2 separate regions of the Homo sapiens genome follow, and region 1 is linked to region 2. A link is a contact called in ENCODE Hi-C data. All regions are on one chromosome and are shown on one strand. Each heading gives the region's core, a stretch centred on a gene start or an enhancer-like site at or near the end of the contact. The rest is flanking DNA. Distances are from core to core; before and after follow the strand shown.

The links. Hi-C counts contacts between places; a loop is a spot of excess contacts on that map. Pooled maps may share reads with other maps.
Region 1: a loop to region 2 is called in a pooled map, with 4 times the contacts of the local background. The contact joins two enhancer-like sites. A Hi-C loop is called at or near these places in 1 of 168 maps with a recorded cell type or tissue (B cell), 1 of 37 single-sample maps with no recorded cell type and 6 of 50 pooled maps.

Annotation. Positions count from the first base shown.
Region 1 is chr5:35,210,767-35,214,505 of GRCh38, reverse strand. All of the region lies in intron 1 of PRLR (prolactin receptor), which reads left to right. Among named protein-coding and RNA genes, the nearest start is that of PRLR, 18 kb to the left of the region's middle. Within about 2 kb of position 2,230, at least 5 of the 41 ENCODE cell types and tissues checked have a DNase peak (open chromatin) inside an H3K27ac peak, as active enhancers do.
Region 2 is chr5:34,497,906-34,501,553 of GRCh38, reverse strand. No RefSeq gene overlaps it. Among named protein-coding and RNA genes, the nearest start is that of RAI14-DT, 160 kb to the left of the region's middle. RefSeq lists enhancers at 1,726-1,795, 2,246-2,395. Within about 2 kb of position 2,318, at least 9 of the 41 ENCODE cell types and tissues checked have a DNase peak (open chromatin) inside an H3K27ac peak, as active enhancers do.

The DNA.
Region 1 (3,739 bases), core at 981-3,480, 710 kb before region 2:
GAAGACAATGGTTGAGAAACTTCTCATCTATAGTTGATCCTCAATGCGTTTGCCCCTTTTCCTGTGGCACTGCTTTGTATTTGGATGGTTCGAGCAGTGCGTAACACATGGAGGAAAGGCAATGGAATGATGACAAATAGTTTGTTGATTTGGTGCTTTGTACATTCACCCACAAATGGCACAGTTTCAGGGCCACTGTCCTTGCCAAATACTATCTGAAGAGCTAGGTTATGAGCCTTTGGAACCCAGATCTGATAAGCATGGAGGAAAACTCCTCAAGGGAGATGAAGCTAGGAGATTAGCAGAATATACTTTCTCCATTTGTCCCACATTTGATGCCAGCAGGCAAACCAGAGCCAGCTGGGCAGTGTACAATTCCCAGAAATAAGGAAAGGGTAGAAGCACCTGTTTTTCCTCTAGCAAAACCAAGGCAAATGGAAAAGCTCAGAAATATATCAGCACCATTAGCAAGAGGCACAACGGGGAAGGCTGGAAATGTGCTGAGGAAAATCACATTGCCGGTCAACGCATAGCTACCTGCTGGAGAAGAGAGTCTGCAGACACACCTCAGCCTGGACAAAGGCCTCCAGGACCGGGAGCTGTGCTCTGCAGGAACTGGGCCCCAGGCACTGAGGACTGAAAACCAGCCCAACAAAGCATACCTGTTTCCATTTGTGAGAGATGAAATGATATGGGTTTTGTGACTCACTAAACCACTTGGAAGGCCAAACAATTACAAAAGCAAGATGCCTGGCTTCTTCTAGCCACATGGAGGGGCCCTCAGACTTGAGTAGCTGTGTGCCACTTGTCTGGGGTGGCTGCACCAAAAGGAACAGTGAGGTTTAGATGCTTGTTATTGTTCATTGTTCAGTTTTGGTTCTGTCTATTTACTTCTAATTCCTCAAATATTATTGTGATTAGTGGTATAGAAAGGAAACGTTCATTTGTGAGCAAAGTGTGTAATAAGAATTTAATAATGAAATTCCCAGAAAAAAAAACTCAGATAGCTAAAGAAACAGCAGTAACATGAGCTCCAAATATCTTGAGTTGTATTGTTAAGGTGAGAATCCATAATGTAAAGGGAATAATGTAAAGGGAATGCTTTGAAATCAAAGGCATAATCCAAGTGTGATAACCTAAAAGGTTGTGGATTTCTTTTAAAGTAGAAATTACATGTGGCTTTGGGAAATCATCAGCTGAAGCATAAGCTATGCTTATGGATTCTCGCTGTGTTGTCACTAAGACCGATTATATAAAGACTTGGCAAATCCATGTACAAATGTAAAACTTCCCACAATGGTATTTCATGGGGATCTCCTTTTACAAAGTGGTCGTTGATCAGGACATTTTTCACTGATATATTCCTTTGGAAGCAATGAATTTTAGATAGGATATGATTATTGTACAATGTGATAGGTAGCTCTGATTATTCAAGCAGCTAGGGCATTATTCAGTGGCAAAGCATTAAGCTACTCTGGAATCTTTCTTCTGTGTAAGCAGGCAGCTGCTGTTGAGACTTTCTCTTTGTGGGTGAATTTGCCCAACCAATGGCAAGCATTCATTGGGAGTAGGGGAATGACGCTGATCACTGTTAATGACAGTTGAAAATGAAATGCTTTAATGAATCTCATACTTGGACTTGGCTGCTGAGCCAGAGCCCTGTACTTGAAGAGCTTAATTATGATGCCTCAAAATTTAGATCTTGACCCTGAACTGCTATGACTTCCTCCCACCCTCAGTTTTGAGAGAAACTTTAAATTCGCTAGGGGATTCAATGTTTTACATGCTTGGTTATGCAAAATGGGAACAGTAGTGTCCAAACAATGGAATAGGCTTCTATATTATTATTTTCATTTAGGCAGTATAACTGACATGATTACCAAAGTCATGTTATAGTACATGTATACAAATTAATTTCATACCAGGGGACTTCACTGGGGGGAAAAAAGGGAAGTCCCTATTTGTGAAAACTATGATTTTGGTTTCTTTCTGAGTAAAGCACTGCTAATCTCTTTGGTGTACAGGAAAGTATGGTATTATGTTCTAAAAATCAGAAGCCCCAGACCTTAATTTCAACTAATCTGATGACATCATTTTGTACTCAGAGTTTCATTTCCCAACAATTTCATGTTTCTTAGTAGGTGGGGAACCCAGAATTGAAAGGCATCAAAAACAGCTAAATATAACCAAAAACCTGCTAACTCACCAGCTTTCTAAAATTCAGGAAGTATCTTTAACTTGATTGCTGAATCTCCAAAGACATGATGATCAGATGACTGGTTAATGGGTATTTTTTCAGACTCTACATGATTATCAGAAATGGCTGCCCTGGCCAATTGTATACCTACGAAGAGGTATTATGTAGAAGAACTTATATTCATCTACTTAATGTGGACCTCAAATATTAAGGATGTTCCTAATGTGTTCTAGACCGGAGTCAGCAATACTTTTCATAAAGAGCCAGATAGTAAATATTTCTAGGCTTTTTGGGCCATATAGCCTCTGTCACAATTCCTCAACTCTGCTCTTGTCACACAAAAGCAGCCATAGACAATGCATAGGTGAATGAATGTGGCTGTGTTTCAATAAAACTAGACTCTCTTAATGCCAAGTATTTGCTGGAATAACACAAATTAATTTATCCTCAAATCTGTTTAACCTATTAATATGTCAGTCAATATTACATTAATATTTTATGAATCTGGTATCATATTATACATGAATTTATCTGAACATTTGGTTAATTCATGAATATTTACTCAATATTAATACTACATCATGAATCTGTTATCAAGTCATATACAGATTTCTTAAAAAATTTCCCTTATTTAGCGTACTTGTGAATAACATCAATAAGCAAGTATCTTAAGTTAACTATCAGGTTATATAGCAGATCCTCTCCCCCTTTTGTAACTCTTTCTGTTACAAGGGATTTTACATTATTATGGTATTGGGAAGTAAGTCTATTTATCCTGTCCCTATCTGTCTTCGTATTAACCATATTCTGTTATAGCTTTTATCTTTGCAGACAGAATAGTTCAAATCTTCATGATTTGTCCTTAAACAACCCCCACTTCCTCATCCTCTTGAACATTTTATGCCTCCATCACTGTCTCTTCAGGTCTTGTGAGTCCTTGAAGTGCAGTGACTAGGCTGGAACATGGTGTTCCAGGTTGGTCACATCACCTCTTCCTAATGATGCCCCATTGTACCTTTTGACTATAGCAAGGAATAAACAAAGTCAGAAGTGTGAAAGTGGGGGAGAAATTGAGAAAGTGCAGGGGATTTAGGGGAGAGAAAAATGGACTACAGGAAAAGAAAACATTGACTTTTGCAAAGTGCTCTAAACTGGCTACAAATGCATTCCGTAATTCTTTAAACCTTAATTGTAACCGCAGTTAAGCTTTCCGGTGTGTTGGAATAAGAACAAAACTAAAATCCTTCTTTGTATAGAAATTATCCTGCAGTAACTTAGAGCCAATATCTCTAGTTAGGATGAGCGCAGTGGCTCATGCCTGTAGTCCCAGCACTTTGGGAGGCTGAGGCAGGTGGATTGCTTGCACCCAAGTAGTTTGAGACCAGCCTGGGCAACATAGCGAAATGCTGTCTCTACAAAAAAATTAAAAAATTAGACGAGCATGGTGTCACGCACCTGTTGTCCTAGCTACTTGGGGGCACTGAGGGGAGAGAATCACTTGAACCTGTAAGGTCAAGGCTGCAGTGAGTCATAATCACGCCA
Region 2 (3,648 bases), core at 1,069-3,568:
GCTACTCAGGAGGCTGAGGCAGGAGAATCACTTGAACCCGGGAGGCAGATGTTGCAGTGAGCTGAGATCGTGCCATTGCACTCCAGCCTGGGCAACAAGAGTGAAACTCTGTCTCAAAAAAAAAATGCATTTAAATGTACAGGTATTATTCAAATTCAGTAAAACATAACATGAATGAATTTAATTTTGCACTTATTAAAGAAAAAGATTGCACATCACAGCTCTAGACTTAAGTTAAAAACTCCACTGGGCATGTGCAATGACAGAACTGAAATAACTCAAGGTATGTTTCTTCCTCTTTACAAACTTGGCACTGTCATAGTCTATTTTGAGTTTATTGTTTAAATGTACACATGTGCCATACCATAGGGTTTTGGAGAAATGAGCTATATCCCAAGAGAGTTTCAACAGTTCGAAGCTGTTGAAGACTTACACTTGAAACAAATATGTGTAGCTGAGTCTGTGTGTAGCTGTATTTGGACTAAATGCTAACTGGATGTTCTCTGAATTAACTTCCATGTGGCATACGGTGTTTCTTAAAATATAAGATATGAAGAGCAGGCTATTTAAAGCTTGCATACACATTATTAAAATTCAACATTAACTGCCACAATAGTTTGAAACTTAGACCAACAAAAGGTTGCTTTACTGATATCGTTTAGATTTGCCAGTGCTTGGTGTTAATAAAAGCAGATCAATTTGGTGTGGGTTTCATTATTGCTTTTAAAGTCTCTCTGGGTCATGCCTGCACTGGGGTGGACTGCTCCCCTGCCCGCCCGTGGCCCACTGCTTCATTGAGCCCATCTTTTGGGTGTTTTCTGTCATAACTTCTGCTTGCTCAATTTTCTGCTTACTCATAACTTCGCCTCTCACAAGATCTTGTGAGCTGCTCTCACCAGTCCTTACCTTCCTACTTTGGGTCCCATTGTCTCCTTTCTTAATCTCCCAGAATGACGTAATTCAAATCCCTGCAAGAGAGACTTTTATTTGGCCAGCACATCTTTTGGAGCAGACAATATCACTGGCTTTCAGCTAGACGGTGCATTGACCCTATTGGCTCTGGTAACCAGAGGAGGATGGGTTCACTGACCCAAATCATGCCTGTCCAGAAGGGGCTCTGTGCAACACAGTTTCCGGGATTGGTGAGTGTAATGCCCGGAAAGTTTGAACATGCATAGAAATCCCTAAGGCAAACAAGAATTTATTTGTAATATAGTAGATAGAGCGCTGGATGTGGAGTCAGGTGTACCTGGTCTTAAATCCGCTCTGTGATGTTTTTGCAAGTCTGATATTTCCTCATCCTTAGTTTGCTTGTAGCGAAATAGGTGTTTTGGCTGGACGTGGTGGCTCATGCCTGTAATCCCAGCACTTTGGGAGGCTGGGGCGGGTGGATCACCTGAAGTCAGGAGTTCGAGACCAGCCTGACCAACATGGTGAAACCCCGTCTCTACTAAAAATGTGAAAATTAGCCGGGCGTGGTGGTGCACTCCTGTAATCTCAGCTACTCAGGAGGCTGCGGCAGGAGAATCACCTGAACCTGGGAGGTGGAGGTTGCCGTGAGCCAAGATCGTGCCATTGCACTCCAGCCTGGGAAACAAGAGTGAAACTCTGTCTTGGAAAAATAAAAAATAAATAAATAAATAAAAACAGATGCTTCATTTAGGTAGAGAATGCAAGCCCTAAAACTTAAAAATGCTGAAACGAAGTCATAGCAAGAAGTCTAGCTGTGGGTGGCTGCCGGCATTGGTTCAGGGTCAGCTTCTCAGAGCATCTCTTGGCCTTTCTCCTATACTTGTCCCACCACAGTTGCATGATGGCTTTTACAGCTGTAGACATCCTGTCCTTCTCCAGATAGGAAGAAAGGGGAGGTGGTGATGAGCCCATGGACCCAAGTTTATGCCTATTAGGAAAAGCGAAGGGCTCCCCAGACTCCCAGCAGATTTGCACTGATGTCTCTTCTGCCAAGGCAGTGTACAAGGCCACCCCTGGCTACAGGGCAGGCTAGGACAGGGGTATTTGTGTGGGGCTAGACATAGGTTTCCCAGAACAAAACTGAGATTATACCAGCAGAAACACAGGAGAGGGGACAGGCATTAGGAAGGTGGGTGGGATATCGCAAAGGGGTTAAATCTATCTGATCTGTTTCCTTCCAGGGTGGTTGTGAGGATTAGACATTTGTGAAATGTGCTATGGGGTTGTATTAGTCCATTCTCACACTGCTATAAAAAGCTGCCTGAGACTGAGTCATTTATAAACAAAAGAGGGTTAATTGACTCATAGCTCTGCATGGCTGGGGAGGTTTCAGAAAACTTACAATCATGGTGGAAGGCAAAGGGGAAGCAAGTACTTTCTTCACAAGGCAGCAGGAGAGACAGGAAGTACCACACTTTAAAACCACCAGCTCTGGTGAGAACTCACTCACTATCACGAGACCAGCATGGGGAAAATCACCCCCATGATCCAATCACTTCCCACCAGGTCCCTCCGTCAACATATGGGGATTACAATTTGAGATGAGATTTCGGTGGGGAAGCAGAGCCACATCATATCAGGGGCCCTTCTCAAAATGAAAACATGAAGCTCCCCTACTTGATCATTCTATTTCCTATGGCTGTTTTCCTAAAGATCGGCCCTTTTTTCCACTTTACTTTGAGAACCACCAAACAAAATTGAGTCTGGCCTGACACTGCGTACCCTTTTCCCTTGCAACCTCATCTCTTCATGTGCCCTTTGCCCTCTGATGACTCTAACCTCTTTCGAAGGTCCTTGAATTCACTAAGATTTGTTTACTCAAGGGCCTTTACTTTTGCAATTTTCCCTGCTTGGAGCAATCTTCCTCCTTTCTGTTCCTTCTGCAGAGAAGTCTACCCTGACTCTCAACCAATGTGAAAAATCCCCTTGCTCTTTCCTGGCTTTCTTTCAGAGTGCCGAGCACAGTCTTCATTTCTGGATAGTCTATTGATTAGCATTTATCTGCTTGAAAGGCAGCCTAACTGTAGCATTTGAGGGCCTGAGTGCTGGAGCTAGACTACCTGGATTTAAGCGCTTCCCAGCTGTGTGATCCCGGGAAAGTTATTTTAATGTCTGGTGCCTCAGTTTCCTCATCTGTAAAAATAGAGATATTAATATCACCTACTTCATAGGGTTGTGGAGGGGATTAACTGTTTATATTTGTAAAGTGCTTAGAGCAGTGCTCTGTGCATAGCAGAGATTATGCGAGTATTACATAAATAAAAGAAATAATACCTGTTTCCTCCACGATACTGTGTGATCTATAAAGAGGAGAACTGTATCTGTTCTTTCACTGTAGTGGTTAGCACAGTGCCAGGCCATGTTATTGTTGTTGTTGCTGTTGTTTTACATCCAGCGAGTATTAAATATTTGCCAAATAAATGAATAAAGAAATAAATAACTGAGTGATGTTCTAAATTGGAGTGGGAGTAGAACAACGTTGCAACATCTCAGGGTTTCAGAAAATATTATTTAAGAAGTAGAAGGCTGGGTGCAGTGGCTCATGCCTGTAATCGCAGCACTTTGAGAGGCCGAGGTGGGTGGATCACCTGAGGTCAGGAGTTCGAAATCAGCCTGGCCAACATGGCAAAACTCTGTCTCTACTAAAAATTCAAAAATTAGCTGGACATTGTGGCA